Regions from separate parts of the Homo sapiens genome. Here region 1 is linked to region 2. A link is a loop called in an ENCODE intact Hi-C map of the cell type or tissue named here. Cell type or tissue: OCI-LY7. All regions are shown on one strand. Each heading gives the region's core, and the rest is flanking DNA. Links, peaks and the distances in the headings are about the cores only.

The links. A loop is a pair of places that touch in the nucleus more often than their neighbours do. Peaks named below come from ENCODE experiments on the same cell type or tissue, not always from the same donor. Only the 100,000 strongest peaks of a DNase experiment are listed, where the experiment ranks them.
Region 1: a loop joins it to region 2, with 2.0 times the contacts of the local background. A loop is called at or near these places in 2 of 110 quality-filtered maps.

What each region holds. Positions count from the first base shown.
Region 1 is chr1:36,604,794-36,613,127 of GRCh38, forward strand. No RefSeq gene overlaps it. Among named protein-coding and RNA genes, the nearest start is that of CSF3R, 130 kb to the left of the region's middle. In OCI-LY7, for the core only: CTCF peaks have their summits at 4,646 (motif pointing right), 4,867 and 8,275 (motif pointing right); a DNase peak (open chromatin) is centred at 4,668.
Region 2 is chr1:36,700,534-36,708,867 of GRCh38, forward strand. It overlaps LOC107984941 (a long non-coding RNA gene), which reads right to left and starts at 1,788. Exons shown (of 3, transcript XR_001737977.2): 1 at 1,683-1,788. RefSeq lists an enhancer at 3,276-3,365. In OCI-LY7, for the core only: CTCF peaks have their summits at 3,323 (motif pointing right), 3,525 and 5,263 (motif pointing right); a DNase peak (open chromatin) is centred at 3,358.

The DNA of each region.
Region 1 (8,334 bases), core at 283-8,282, 96 kb before region 2:
TGTTACCAATTCTCAAAGTGGCTATGAGAATTGAGTGTGGCAGACACTCATCCAAGTGGCCGCCATAATCCCTGCCTTTTGGTGTTCATGCCCTCACTGTAATCCCCACTCTCGAGCATGAGCTGGATCTATGACTTGCTTCTAACCTAGAGAATATGTGAAATGGATAGGCCATCACTTCCGTGATTGTATTTAACATCACAAGGCGGTAATGCCATCTTGCCCTGAGACTCTTTCCTTTGTTAGCTTTGACAAAGCAAGTGTCTGTGTTGGGAGGCCCATGTGGCAAAGAGCTGAGGGCAGCTTCTAGCCACCAGCCAGCAAGAAATCAAAGCCCTCAGTCCTGCAACCTCAGGGAATTGGATTCAACCAACAAATATGTGAGGCTGGGAGTAGATCCGTCCCCAGTCAGCCTCCAGGTGAGAGCCCAGTCCTGGCTGGCATCTTTACTGCAGCCTTGTGACACTTCTGGTCCACAGACCCCATGAGAGAATAAATGTGTGTTGTTTTAAGCTGCTGAGTTTGTAGTGATATGGTTACACAGCAATAGATGAATATAGTGAGGAACAGTCTGTAAAGCACTGAGTCCAGTGCTGGCATGTGGAGGTGCTCTGTAAGGAGTTGTGTTATTACTGTTGTATTGTTAGTCTGCTGATTACTTGCCTAATGCTGTGTGGGGCCTGGCTTTGCCCTGCCCCGGTCCCTAGTGGGGCCAGGTTCCATGGCTCTGACTAGCCCTGCTGGTTCTCATACCCTGGTACAGAAAGAAAGATTCTATGACTCAAACACACACACACACACACACACACACACACACACACACACACACACACACACCCCAGAGCCTTAGGCCTTGGTCTCCCAAGGATTGATATCCCAGCCCAGTCCACATGATTCTGAATTGCACCAGCTGGCTGCATGGACCTAGAGATTGCTGGAGTTTTGAAAGCAGCATCGGTGCACTTTGGAGCAACATTCTCCTTAACCATAAATGAGAAAATCACTCACTGTATGTCTCTTCTCTTAGAGGAGTCGGAAGGAGGGAGGATGAGTGGTTGAAGATGGGCAAGTACAGGTGGGAATGTGTGTGGGAGAAGGAGTTTCTGTAGCAACTCGGGTGGCCCAAGGACCCATTACACAGGAGAGGGAGGCAGAGATGGGGCAGGCACAGGGGTTTCTTACCACGAACCAAAGCTAAGAGATGCAGAAGCAGAGAGACCTATAGACAAAGGACAGAGAGAAATGGAGAAACACAGAGACAGAGAAGCAGATGGAAGGAGGGGGAGAGAGGAACAACCAGAAATAGGTCAGAACAGAGTGACACACACTGTGTATATGCGCGTACAGTGACATGCACAGGAAGACACAGGGACACACGACTGACAGGGGACAAAGACTCACTCAGAGAGAGAAACTGCAGAGACACAGACGTGGGCACACACTGACATAGAACCCAATTCACACAAGGAAACACAGACATGTGAACCCAGACTCAGAGGCAGCACAGCGAGAAATGCAACCAGACACACAGAGAGGCACATCCACACAGAGAAACAAACGTGTGTGTGCATGTGTGAAACACATACACACACATCCACCCACTAGGGAGTGGAGCATGTGCAGAGACAAGGCCAAGCAGCAGTGCACTATTCCTGGGCACAGGGCTGGCTGAGCTAGGCTGGCCCACCCCAGTAAGTGGCTGCTCTTTCACATCCCCTCCAGATGGGGCTGCACAGTGGGGGATGGGAGCATTTCTGGGTGATGAATGGGGGCTCAGAGACCTGCTTCTATTCCTGGGCCAGCTGACCCACACCCCACTGTGGAAGGTTCCTGGTTCTGTTGGTGGAGGTTTGTTGGGGAGGGGCTCGAAGGAGAGGAGGGTGAGGTGCAGGGTCAGCGTGGGCCTATCCATGGCTGCCAGAGGCCGCCCCCACAGTCCTGCTGCTCCTGTGCCCCATGCAAGGGCCAGACATGAATGTTGGTATCCGTCCCCACCCTGCTACATTCCCTGCATAGACACCAGGAGGCCTTCTCTCAGGCATTGCCTCCTGAGGCTCTTTAGAGGCCACTGTACCCAGAAATGAGGCCCCTGGGTGACCCCAGGACAAGCCTCAGTGCCCATGCTTAGCAACAGCACCTTGAGGGGCTGGCGTCAGGCTTAGGGTGACTCTGTAAATCAGAGCATTTTAATGCATAAAATCTGGAAACACGAGTCTATGAATTGTAATCGAGCATGACGAAATCTCATCAACAGAAGTAAATATGAAATGCGGGGCGATGGGGAGATGCACAGATGTGGTTTCTGCATCCTGACCCCACACCCCAGCTCTGGCTCACAGCTCCACCCACAGATTTATTCTCTGCACACAAGAAATTAGCTCGAAGTATTTCTGTTGGTTCAGCTCAGCTGCTGCACTCTTCCTGTCTGTCCCTCGAGGAGCTGGAACATTCTCCTGCCCTCCACCTTCAAGGCATGAGCCATCTTAACTTTGTTGTCCATTGAGGCATAGACTTTTGGCTGGAAAACAGTCTGGAGAGGCCAATTTCTCTGCAACAACTGCAGACCTGGAGCTAGTAATAGTGGGCATCTGTTTACCATCTGTATCTGTGCTAAATGTTATTCCTGCCCCACTTTCTTGCAGGCCTTCTCAGAGCCTTTGCTCTGCTAATCTATAATGCAAAATTCCAAGGAGGGCTGAAGCAGGCAGGGTTTCACAGACTTATTTGGCCATAGGCAACTTTCTAGCCATAGTTCATCTTGGCCTCAGCATCTCCTGGGCTAATATTCCATTTGGATAATGTTGGTATGAGGCCTGTAAGCTCATTACCTGATTGCAAGGCCATTTGGGTCCCAAACAGGACCTCAGCCCAACTTGGGGGCAGAGGTGTCTCAGCCTTCGGACCTCCTTTTGGAGAGAGCAGTGACTTTGTAATCTCATGACAGGTTGGGGCGGGGAGATGCCAGGGAGTGGCTTCTTCTAAAGAGCAGGAGTGAGCTCTGTCCCTAGTTAGGCTGATCTTGCCTTGGAGTGAGTCATACCAGTGTGTGTGTGTTCATGCGTGTGTACATGCACATATGTGTGTATGTGCACATGTGAGCCATGTACAATGATAACTCAGCACCTCTGAGATGCAGACCAGATGCTGCATGTGGCATGTGGTGGAGAGTACAGGACCCCATCTTGGGAAACGCCCATCGGCAGGAGAGCTGAAATCCTTACATTAAAAAGTCCTTGGTCTGATGGAGTTCTGGACTTCAGGGGCCCCAATCTTTATTTAAGGAACCTGCAATCCCACTGGGAAGAAAACAGCCCACAGAAAAGCACACTCATGGACATACACACATGCATATATGCACCCCAATATACAACCACATGTACATATAGACCCAGACATACGTGTGTGTGATATATGTATATATATATATATAAAATACACTGTGGAGTGCAGAATTCTAAGATGGTTCCCAAGAGTCCTACCCCCTTGTGTACATGCCCTGTATAATCTCCCCTTAAGTGTGGGTGGGACCTGTGAACAGGATGGGATATTACTCTTGTGACTAGGTTATGCTTTATGGCAAAGGTCAAAGAATTTTTCAGATAAAATTGAAGTTCCTGATCATTTGACTTTGAATTAATCAAGAGGGACATTCTCCTGGGTGGGCCTGGCCTAATCAGATGAGCTGTTAAAAGAGGCTCTGGAGGTCAGAGAGAGAGTGTCTTCTGCTGCCCTTGAAAAAGCTGCCATGAGGGCTACAGCTATAAGGAAACATGATCTGCCAACAACCACGTGAGCTTGGAAGAGGACCCCAGGCCTCAAATTTGATTGTAATCCTGGCCAACACTTTAACTGTAGCCTGTGAGACCCTAAGCAGAGGACCAGCTAGGCTGTGTCTGGACTCCCAACCCACAGAAATTGTAAGATAATAATTGGGTGTAGTTTTCAGCTAAGTCGCGTTGATTTGCTATGCAGCAGTAGAAAACTAATGCGCAAGCATTCCATTCGGTGAAAGTCACAAATATACCCGAAGATATCCACATGTACATAGGTGTATATACATGCAGACATTCACATACTTCCATTTACATGTACACCACACTCACTATACTTATATTTACATACATAAATATGTATACAGACATAAGCACATATGCATTCTTAGGTACACACACACACACACACACATATATACACACACGCATCCATCCATAAACACAGAGGCATGTAAACAATCTATACATCCACATTTACATGAATATTCAGGCACAGGTATATGCACATATTATACACATAATCATAATGAGGACAAACATTTATTGAATGCTTTCTATGTGCCAGGCACTTGCCTAAGTTCTTCATATTAACTCACTTAATTGGTAATCCTATAGACGTGCGCATGTGTGATATATGCAGCCGACCTGCATAACACCGAACTTCTGCAAAATACTACACCACCATATACTGCAGGGGCACGAAGTGAAGAGCTCTCAGCTGGGTCAGTTTCTCAGGGAGGTTTCTGGCAGAGTGTTTTTCTTTTTTCCTTCCTTTAGTGCCTGACTGGTGGGTAAGTCCAAGCAACTTCACTCTCCTTCCCTCTGCCAGGAGGGGCCTGGAAGCCACCCACATGCGGACTGCAGTCTTTCCACTAGGTGGTGCTAGACTAGCATCTGTGGGCTTGATGGGTGGAGTCCTGGCCGGCTCTGGGGAGCAGAGCTTAACCATGGATGAAGAATAGATACAGGAAAGAAAAAACTTCTGGCCATAACACCCCCATTCCCCATCTGTTCAATATATTCTTGGAGCCCTAGGACCATTGGTGTCTACCTCAACCAGGAGCCAAGCCTCAGGTGACAGTGCTGACCAGGTGCTGGCTTTGCTTGACACCCTGCTGAGGACATCCAGATTTTATTAATTTATTTAACAAACCCTTATGCACCATATCGTGTGGCCTAGCCACTGTTCTAAGTTCTTTACAAATATTAATTCATGTAATCCTCGTAACCATCCTATGACATAGTTACTATTATTATTACCATTTTACAGATGAGAAAACTGAGGCACAGAAAGGTTAGGTAATTTGCCCAAGCTCACACAGCTAATAATTGATGAGAGGGAAGGAGACAGGGCAAGGATTCTTCATCCCATTTTAGAGATGGGGAAAGTGTATAGCCCAGTACCAATCCCAGAGAGTCAGTGGAGGAGCCTGACCTTGAACTCAGAACTTAAGTTTAGCGCAGGGCATTTCTCCCTGGGCCCTGAATTGTATGGAGATAAAGGCTGAGGCTGCTGTTGAGTTGGGGGTTGTGACAGGAGCAGGAGACACCCTCCTCGGCATGCTCCAATGACCCCTAGGATTTGGAGCTCAGGAAGCAACTTCCTGGTCAGTGGGGATCTCTTTGGGTTTTCACCTGGATTCTACATAAAGGAATAAAAGGTAGGGCCAGCTCCCAGCTGATGCCCAGCCACGGGTGAGTCTGTAGACTCAGATGCTGGAACGGGCCTTTTACAAGATACACAACCCATTCTACACTCAATTGCGTCCTATAAATCAGGTTAACCTTTTCAACGTGGCTCGGAGAAAATTAATTACTCATATCGGAGCACATGACCTTTTTCCTGGGCAGGATGAAATGAGCTGCTCTGAAGCACTGGGCTCCTTATTCTCCACACTGCAGCATCCTAGCCTTTAGGTACCCATCCAATGACCTACACAATCAACCAAGGATGGCAGTTACCTGTGTACTTCCCAAGGGTGACCATAATGGGCTATTCAATGCTCCTCCCAGGGACTGGGTCCTCCTCATTGGGGCTGATGATGGGAAAGGAGCACCTCCTTGGTCCTCACAAGCTCTGGCTTCGCTGGGCAGAGGGAGGGAAAAAGGGAAGGGAGAAGCATTTGAAGGGTTCTTTATTCCCTGGGAGAGTTTTTTTTAGAAACCAAAGAGAACCCCCACTGGGTTTTACATGGTAGGTTTGCCACTCAGGGAAAACCCCTACCTCACCCCACACTCTGACAGCATCCAACTAGCTAACCAATATTGACTAATTGGTCCATCCAACCATCCAAGCAACCAACCCATCACCCACCTAACCGACCAGTAGAAAACCATGCAGAAAGTCTGTATTAAATTCTTTGTGCAGCCTTGGGAATGTGGGTGAAAAAGAACACAGGTCCTGCCCTCTAGGGGCTTATAGTTCAGTTGGAAACAAAAAGTGTAAAGCAGGGAAGAAGATTGTGTAGAATCATTGAATAGGTAAGGGCAGGCTCTGGATTAATCTTGGAACTTGTCTGTTCTTGTAGGGATTGGGTAGCTTCTGTCTTTTCAGTACCTATAGTTGTCAGCTGCTGGCAACAGAGGGTGGGTTATTCAGTAATGTGTAGTTGTCCCTAACTATTATCTCAGCCACTTATGCATGTCCTGGTCCAGGGTTTTGCCTTTCAATTTGGACAGATTTTCTACTTGAATCCTGGCAGTCCTTAGGCAAGTTACCTAACCTTTGATTTTGTTTTCTTATCAAAAAATGTGTATAACAAAACCTACCCACAGGGCAGCTGTGAGCATTCAGTAAGATAATGCTTGCAGAGTGCTTAGCACAGTGCCTGGTACATAGTAAGTGCTCATTAAATATCAGTTATAATAATTATTATTATCAGTTGCCAGAATGATTCATGGCAAACCAGTGAACACAGTTCTTAACCCAATGCTGGCGAAAGCATGTGTTTTAAAGTAAGTGCTCTCAGGGATACATTGAAAGTTTTCTGTCAGTCAGCTTGCTTTTAGGGATTCTGAGGCTGAGAGGTCTTTGTCTGTCTTGAAGCATGTATGGTGGAGGGGCCTGAACCAATGTGCTTGTGCTCCTAGCTGTAAGCAGGACCCTGAGTCTCTCACCGTTTTGTTTCATCTAAGGGAAGGACATTCAGTGATCGGACCTCTGAATGCGAGAAGCCTTTCTTCTCATTCTCGCCATGGTCTGGGGCTCTAGATCCCATTAACAGGATCACCTGCCTGGGAGGGCATGAGTGACTGTTTCAACCCAGTTATCTGTGGTCCCCAATCTGGGAGATTTCTTAGATGGTGATATGCAGGAGGGTGGGGCTGGGGTAGGTGGAGACGAGGGGCTGAATGAAGCCAGAAGACTCTGTGGACCGCAGTCTTCAATGGGGAAGAGATGCTGTTACGGGCAGGGTATGGGATGGTGGGCGCCAAATTCTAGGATGGAGGCAGCCAGGTGAGAATGGGGCTGTGGGGGACAGCATCCAAGGCTTCTCTAAGCTGTGGAGGGTACGAGTCTAATGAGGAACTAAGGGTGCTCTTGGGGATGGGGCTCATAAGGTGCGCTCCCCCAGGTCCCATCCTCAGCCCTGGTGATCCCACGGTTCCTGTAGCTTTGGCATCACTCACCTTACGATGACTCTGACACAGACTGACCCACCATCAGCTGCATTCTTGAGTTCCAGGCCTGCACATCTGAGTCCAGCAGGACACCACACCTGGCTGGCTCGGGGCGCCTCACTCACCAGCCCGATGCTGACCTTTGTCCTTTAGACTCGTTTGTCTGAGAACTGCCAGGCATACCCGAAGGGTGGGTTTCTGTGTGACTCCGCCTCCACGGCCATTCATCACTGATTGGACCAGCTTGGACAACTGACTCAAGTGTGGTCACTCAGATTTCTCTCCCAGTCTTGGAAATGATTGATACTGGTCAGTCTGGGGTGCTCTTTGAACTGAGGCACTCTAAGCTCAGGAGTGGAGGCAGCCATCTTTGGTTAGACCTGTGCATGTAGAAGCTGAAAGAGAAGGAAGGGGAGATAGAAAGAAGACAGAGGGAGAAGGTCAGGGCTCCCATCAGTTTTGCAGTCCTTTTGAGGCCGGGTTCTGGTCCTGTCCTGGGGTTTCATAAAACACTCCTATATCTGATAACACTCTGCTTTTAAAAAATCCTGTGCGTGTCCTTCAGGTTCTGTTTCTACCCATCCAAAACCCTTTCATGCCGCTGTTAGGAGAGGCTCCTGCCCTTGCCAGCACTGGGAGGGGAAGGAGGATGAAGGGGCCAGGGACAGAAAGAGACAGTAACGGAGGCCCAATCAAATGTGTGTGACAGGGTGTTTTACAAGGAGTGTGAGTAGGACAAAGAGATCAATAGTCTGTGGGTCATGTTTGTGTGTGAGACATGGACACACACACTGACAGAGAACTAGTGAGTGAGAGAGAGACATAAAGTTGATCAATGACACACACCTACGTGCAGAGGGAGAGAGAACAAGGGAAAGGCAAGATACGTGCCCCCAGCAGAGGGAGCAGCGAGGAGACCCACGGAGGACACCACTGGGGC
Region 2 (8,334 bases), core at 76-8,075:
TCCCTCCCTCCCTTCCTTCCTTTTTTCCTTCCTTCCCTCCCTCCCTCCCTCCCTTCCTTCCTTCCTTCTTTCCCTCTTTGTCTCTTGTCTTGTCTTTTCTTTTCCTCTTCTCTTCTTTTCTTTTCTTTTCTTTCTCCTGTAGTGTTTGTCTGGCCTTTTAAATGCTAATGAACACAGTGCGTCTCCAGGAGGAAGGGTCTCCTCTGCAGCAGGCCCTGTGTATTTCACCCTGGGATTTATTGATTTCGCATAGGAAACTTGGGATTTAAGGTTAGAGGTAATTTTGGAGGAAATGTTGGCCTACAAAGTCCAAGTTTTTTAGCCTCATGCTTAAGGTCCCTAAAGACTTGGGCCCTGCACCATTCCATGCCCTTTACATTTACTCTTTGCTCCAGCTGCCCAATGAAGCACAGTTTCCCAATTACTGTGCTCTCTTGTGCCTCCATTCCCTCTGTCAGGGCAAAGGGAACCCTGTTGCCCGCTGGCTGAACTCCTATTCATCCCTCAAGGCCAAGACCAAGTATCACCTCCTCTGTGAAGCTCTCCCTGGCCTTCCTCTGTGTTCCCAGAGTCGCCAGGAGGTTTTTCTACCAGAACATGACCAGAATCTACTGTAAGGAACTGCTGACATATCTGTTCTCCCTTTAAAGTTCCCAGTGTCAAGGTCAAGGCCACATCTTATGGCCGTGTCCCCAGTGACCGATATAGGACCTGCATGTTTATTTGCATAATGTTTATTTGCTGAATAAGGGCATGAAGGAGAGTTAAAATGGAAATGTTTTTTCAGTCTTAAAAACAGTAGCAAGAGGGATGGCCTAGCCTCAAAGAGTACATAAAAGGTCAAAGAATGGGGTGAAAATGGGGATGAGGTGAGGCTCAGTGGGTGCTGCACATAGTATCTGCCTTAATGAAGGTCATAGGCCAGACTCCACTGGCCACTTCTAGGTCCTCCCCTCACAGAGCCTCTAATGGACATTGAACAGAGCTGTCCACTCTTTCCTTCCTGACATATTGACTCCTCTGGGCCTCTAGGATACCACATTCCAGCTCACTGGTACCCCCCCGACCTTGGATCTCCAAATGTTGGAGGGCCCAGGGGCTCAGTCCCTGACCTTTTTTCTGTATTCATTCCCTCTCAAGTGATATCATGGAATCCACTGGCTTTACCTGTCATCTCTCTGTGGATATCGCCTGTCTTGCCCTCGCCACTGAGATCCAGATGCATTTACCCAGCTATCGATCCAAAAGCTCTACTTGGGTGACTAATAGGCACCTGAACTTAACAAGACCAAAGCAGGATCTTTGATTATCCCCTCCCTGAAATGTGTTTCTTCTCTGGTCTTTCCATTTCAGAAAACGGCATCATTACTCACTTAGTCGCTCAAGCCAAAAACCCTTCAGCAGGTTAATCCATCAGTCAGGCCTGCAAGCTGTATTCCTAAACATAGCCTCAATCTACCCCTTTCTGGCCATCTTTGCTATCATGCCACTGTCATCTCTCATCTGGACCACTGCAACAGCATCCAAACTGGTCCCTGTTTCCTTACTTTCCTCCGTAATGCTTCCCATTGCCACAGACCACAGGGATTTGGAAAGAGTGGGGGCTTCAAAGTCAGAAAAACCTGGGTTCATATCCTGGTTCTACCATGTATTATCTGCGTGACCTCGAAGAATTGACTTACCTTCTCTGAGCTTCAGTTTCCCATTCGTAGAATAAGGATTAAAGCAACTAACTTGCTTTGGTGATGAGGTGTCCATGGGGTCTTCTCTTCTACAGTTGAAATAATGAAATGGGGCTGAATTTGAATTTACTAGGAAAACACAAAATCAGACTAAACATTATGGGAGAATTGCATTGGGAAATATGCACGTGGTAAGTCTTGTGACCATCATAATTGTACCTATTATGTGTCATGCCCTGGCTCAGGTGATGCACATATACTAATGTTTGCTTTTTAAAACAACCCCATGAGACACACCCATGTGGGAGACTCAGAGTAGTTAAGTAATTTGTCCAAAGGCACACAGCTTGCAAATAGGAGGGCCAAATTTTGCACCCTGGTTCCCTGACGCTGGAGAAGCCCGTGCTTTCACTTTGTATGGTTAGATCAGATGAGATCAGGCACATTCAGGTGGTGTGACTGTAGCCTGCATGGCTAGATCAACGTACAATACAGCCTCACCCACGTGGAGGCAGAGAGCCCCTGACTTGGAGTTGGACTTGGGCTTGAGTTTAGGCTCCGCTGTTTGTAAAAAATACGCCTCAGCCAAGCCACTAAATCTCTCATAATATCTATTTCCTTGTGAGAGAAAAAAAAAGTGTCAATACAACAGTATTACCATATTGGAAGGTGCGTTTGTCCGTTTTGTGTCACTATAAAGGAATACCCAAGACGGGATAATTTATAGAGCAAAGAGGTTTGTTTGGCTCATGGTTCTGCACTCTGTACAATCATGGCGCCCGCATCATCTTCTGGTGAGGCCTCAGGAAGCTTTTACTCATGGCAGAAGGTGAAGGCGGAGCAAGTGCGTTGGCTGGCCAGGGAGGGTGCAAGAGAAAGAGGAGGAGGTGCCAGGCTCTTCTTAACAATCAGATCTCGCGATAACTAACAGAGTGAGAACTCACTCGTTAGTGTGGGAGGGCGCCAGGCCACTCATGAGGAATCTACCCCCGTGACTCAAACATCTCCCACTAGGCCCCCACCTCCAGCATTGGGAGTCACATTTCCACATGAGATTTGGAGGGAACACACATCCCAACTGTCTCAGGTGGTGTGAAATCAAATGCACTATTATGTGCTAAAGTATCCTGGAAACTATAAACACATAAATGGTTCTTTCCTCGCATAGTATTTATGGAAAATATGAGCCCAGAGAGGCTGCGCTGCTCTTTGGGGCTCAATCCTACTTCTTCGTCGGCTCTTTTACATCCCGAATTACTATGCTGTCCCCATAGTTCCTCTTGTTTTATTGACTTAGTTTCTCTATTAAACTCTCCAGGCTCTCTCCTCCGGTCTCCGTCTTTCTCTCCCACTGCTCCAGCCTCCTGGGAACCCTGCCTAGAGTCCACACTTGGAAGAAAATATCTGCAGCAGCAACTCCCATTGTACATTATGAGTATTCGCACCCCTAGGGAAGACAAGAGTGTTTTTAACCCACATGTAATAGTAAAGATTTTCTCGAGTTCCCATTTCCGGAGATACATTTTTTTACCTGGGACTGGAGTTGGGAGAGGCTGCTACTCTTCGGACCTGCGGCTTCTTCTGCTTCCTGATTCGAGTCCCTGTGATAAAAGGCCCCAACCCATGAGGGGCGGGAGGAGTTGAGCGCAGCGATGCCTGTGGCCAGTTGGGGGCAGCAGAGGGCAGCAGAGCAGGAATCACGAGGTGCTGGCAAAGAGGGCGGGTGGTGCTGCAGCTGCAGTGAGAGGCCCTGGGTGGAACGCGTGGCCACTGGGTCTGCTCTGCCCCAGATCTCCAGGCCACACTTTCTGGACTGGCCTGGATTAGACAGCAAAGACGTGGGAACTGCTTCCAGAAGGCCAGTGGAGAGAACATGTCGGTAACAGTGTGACAACATGGTGGTTCCAAGTGACAGACTCAATTTGAACCAGACAAGGCAAAAAGAAGACTATGGCTCACGGAGCCCGGGTTTCAGGGACAGTTGCAACCAGGAACTCCAATGCTATCAGGACCATCTCCCTCCTCTCTCCGTGTTGGATTTATCCTTTCCGCCTGCAGATTTGTTCCTTCCAGGGACCGGAACCACTGCCACCAGCAACTTTTGGCTCAGATGTTCTGTGATCTGTTGTTTTCCCTCAGTTCTGATGGGACAAACCTCAGGGGAGGACCTTCCATAGTCTCAGCGTAGTGCAGTCATGCTCTCCCCTGTGGCTGGGGGTGGCGTCCTCTGACTGGCAGCCAGGGCTGCATCCGGAGCACTCTCCAGGTGAAGGGCTCTCTCTGTGGAGGAATAGATGGGCGCCATTCACATCAACACAGCCTGCGGCGGTGTCCAACACCTTCCCTTCGGCACAACGGCACCAGCCTATGTCTCTGATTTGTGAACTGACTTTCAGAAATCAGGGTGGCAACTTCACCCACCCCTACTCTTCCTGAAATGAAGGGACAGTGTCCTAGGAGGACCGCAGCGTGTCTCTCCATCTTTTTTTGTTTGTTTGTTTTTTGAGACGGAGTCTCTCTCTGTCACCCAGGCTGGAGTGCAGTGGTGCCATCTCGGCTCACTGCAACTTCTGCCTCCCGGGTTCAAGCGATTCTCCTGCCTCAGCCTCCTGAGTAGCTGGGATGACAGGCGCGCGCCTCCACGCCCGGCTAATTTTTGGATTTTTAGTGGAGACAGGATTTCACCATGTTGGCCAGGCGTTTCTCCTGACCTCAGGTGATCTGCCCGTCTCGGCCTCCCAAAATGCTGGGATTACAGGCATGAGCCACCGCGTCTGGCTGTGCCTCTCCATCTTAAATTCACCTCTCTGCCGGTTGCCTTGGTGAAAGTGGATTCAAGGAAGGGGTCATCATGAGAGAGTGCCTGAGCTGAAGGGCAGGAGAGGAGAGGAGGGGTCTGAGCACCTCAGCGAGGCCTCAATTAGGATCAGCAAATAAGAGATTGTTGCAAATGTTCTGCAAGATGCATTGTATAGAGCGATTCACTGTGTGCCTGACATTTCCTGATAGCCCTGAAAGCTAAGCAGGGGCTGCTTAGCATTGCAATAAATGTCACCACCTGAACATTATTAGTGGTGTCTTCTGACCTGCCGGGTTATCTGGTGAGTCAAAGATGACGGGGTCGGGGGGGGGGATCTGTGGAGATTTTAGGAGATCCGAGTAGTGTCCTGGAGCCCCCAGAGGAGGAGGCAACAAAGGATGGGGAGAGTGGTGCCACACACATCTGGGTGCAGGATCTGCTACGAGTCTGGTGGTTGGGGAGGCGTGGGGAGACAGGACTGAGGGACCTGGCCAGAACTTCGGGCAGCTTTTACCCAGATTCCTTACATGTGTAAAGCATTCAAATGCACCACCTTGTTTGACCCTACCAGCCTTTGGTTCCATTTTACTGTTGAGGAGACTGAGAGAGAGAGAGAGAGAGAGACAAAGACTTGTTTAGAAATCCCAAAGTCAGTCAGCAGAGTTAGGACTGGGACTCAGGTTTCCTGGTGCCCAAACCAGGCCACTCTTTGTTCTCTGGAGGGTGGAACAGAGGCAGCTGGAACAGGAAAAAAAAGAAGGCAGCTGCTGGGACACAAGCATAGACATCTGGGGATGGAGGTCATCCAGCAGGCGGCACCCGGGTCCAGGCCTTGCAGCACACTGCAGGGTGCGCAGGGGAGCTCTGTAAAGTGAGTCCCTGGGGCTGCCACACTGAGAATTCCCCATTGCTGAATGCCCTTGGAGCAAATGGGTGTGTATTGACTTTTCCTGCGGATGATTGCATCCTGCCTTTGGGCACCTTCTGCACACCCAGGTCTATCTCCTGAGCTCCAATCTACATCTGCATCTGGAACATCCCCATTAGAAAGCCCGCAGGCAGCTCACACTCCCTACCTCTCAACCTGTCCACTCTTCCTCCATTCCCCCAAACTGCCCCTTCTCTGGGGTCTGCCCTCTCTGTGAAAGGCATCTCCCCCAAATCATTCAAGTCAGAAATCTGAGCATTGCCCTCAAGCTCCACTCCCCGTCTGCCCTAAATCCAGTTAATCATCAAGTCTCCTGGATTCCTCTTCCTTAATATCACTCAAATACACCCTGGCACAGGTCCCATCCTGTGCCAGGTAAGCCAGACCATGGAAGCTGGAAGGGCTTCTCCAAGCAAACTTCTTCCCAGGAGATGGCAGGGGTCTCCACTTGCCGGTGCTGAGGTTGAGGCACGAGGAGAGATGCACCCACTGGGGAGGGGGCAGCAGACTTGGCATCCTTTGATGAGGGAAAGTGAGCACGGAACAGAACTGTTGACAGACTCCAGGCTGCTATATTGGGAAGATTTGACAACACACACAAGGAGAGAGTGAGGGTGCGTTGATGGCTGGTGAGAGGCGCGGGGGCCAGCTGGGGACGTGCTGCCACCACCCACGCAGGAGGAAGTTGGGAACAGATTGCTTGGGACCTATGCCAGCCTCCTGAAGAGCCATCCACTTCCTTCCCTCTCTCCTGGCTCTGGCACCTGCCGAGCAATCGGGGAAGGGGCTGCCTGGTTGTAGCCAGTCTGGCCAGCGACATGGGCTGTGAGGGTGTGTGCTGGGATGAGAATCTAGCTTTGCACGGAGGAGCCTCTGCCATTTGGCCTGATTCCCCCACCCCATCCCTTCCCATCCAACATCAGTCTGCATCTTTCTATTCCCATCCTGTCTCTCTCCCTTTCCTATCTCCCACCCGTATTTATCAGTACAGGACATTTCTTCAAGTTTTGTTTGTTCCTGTCTTACCTTGAGTGGACGAGGAAACAAGAGAGTGAATTTTATTTATTTTAGTGTTTGGGGTGATAATTAATCATACTCTGACTCGCCTCCCCGTCCCCCAGCTGATTAGGGACCAACTAAACAATTACATAGGAATGGGGCAGATGGAGTTCAAAGTATCAACTTTACCATTAATACTATCAATACCAGTTAATACTATCTAGAACCATCTGTGCAGTGAGAGGGGATTCCTGGCTACAGTCATGGAGAATGTGGCTTGGAAGTGTGGTCATAACTGGGCCTCCAAGACCTCCTTCTCCACACTTAGCATCCAGAAACAAGCAGAACTGGACAACAGCAGGTCTCTCCCAGGGGGTAGTCTCAGGGGCCAATCCACCTTGCACGTTCCTTCTCCCCAGTCTCCCATCAGATGAATCATTCCCTATTGCGTCAATAGGGATCTTTCTACTTCAATACCCCTGGACACATGTAGGATTGCATTTCCTGACCCCACAAGGTTGAGCAAGACCTGGCTGTAAAGTAAAAATGTAAATGATTTCTAAGTATTAGTATCTTCCTCCCTGCCCAGATGATATAGAGAAGTTGAGAGAACAGTGATTAGACTCCCACATCACTGACTAGGAAATAAGAAAATGAGAAATAGCCTCCTTTGAAAGGGCTAGAAGTGAGAGTTCAATTCATTGAACACGTGCTGGTGGCTTGGAGAGAATTGAAACTGGCCATCTTTAATTCCTCTGATTTTAATTTATTTATTTTAGGGACTGTTCTGCAACACCACTTCATTTATTCCCACCCTATCTCCTGGAGTCCTCTGAAATGGGATCTCTATTCTCACTGGACCAGCTCTGTCTCCTAGGGCAGGGAGTGTGGGGAAGATAATAGATTCTAAGAGACTGGCAAGTTTCTGCCCTTCCTCCATCTTCTCTTCCCCTCTGTGAAGAGCATTAGGAGTACATCTGTGAGGGACCCAGCACGTGGGATGGGCTGAACTTGTCTTGTTGGCCCCCCATCTTCCTGCCTGGGTCCCCTTTGGCTCTCCCTGCCTCAACTCTCTCATTGTCGCCTGGCCTCCTTCTCAGTTCTCCCCATCACATGCCCACCCGGCTTCCTGACCTGGCTGGAATCTGAGTATGTTCACAATGACCTATTCTCTGGAAAACTGCTGGTGCTGGTGAGGTCGGTGATCACCTGCTTCGTAAGCTTTTTTTTTTTTTTTTTTTTTTTTTTTTTGGAGAGGAGTGCAATGGCGCGATCTTGGCTCACTGCAACCTCAGCCTCCCGGGTTCAAGCGATTCTCCTGCCTCAGCCTCCTGAGTAGCTGGGATTATAGGCACCCACCACCATGCCTGGCTAATTTTTGTATTTTTAGTAGAGACAGGGTTTCACCATGTTGGCCAGGCTGGTCTTAAACTCCTGACCTCAAGTGATTCGCCTGCTTCGGTCCTCCCAAAGTGCTAGGATTACAGGTGTGAGCCACCACGCGTGGCCAGCCAGGCACTTTTGTCCCTCATGCCTCTCAGTGACAAGGGGTCTTAACTGCCATTCAGAGACCTGGGACAAAGTCCAGCGATGAACGAGTTCCTGGGAGGAAGGACTTGAGCAGAACTTGTTGATGGCATGTGTGTTGGGGGTGGGGCCACAATCTGTGAAGACCCCTAAGCTGACCAGTTAATAGTATCTAGAACCACCCGGGCAGTGAGAGGGGATTCCTGGACTTAGGGTATTAGAGTCAGATGTCTGACCATGTTTTGACTCTGACAGTTAGTAACCGTATGACCTTGGGCAAGCCCGTTCACCTTGTGGGGCGTCATTGTCCCATTGTGCAATGGGTGCCTGTGGCCCAAGTGACTCCCTGCAGGGTCCACCGATGAGAGCATGGCTGAGAGGAGCCCTGGAGCGCCAGA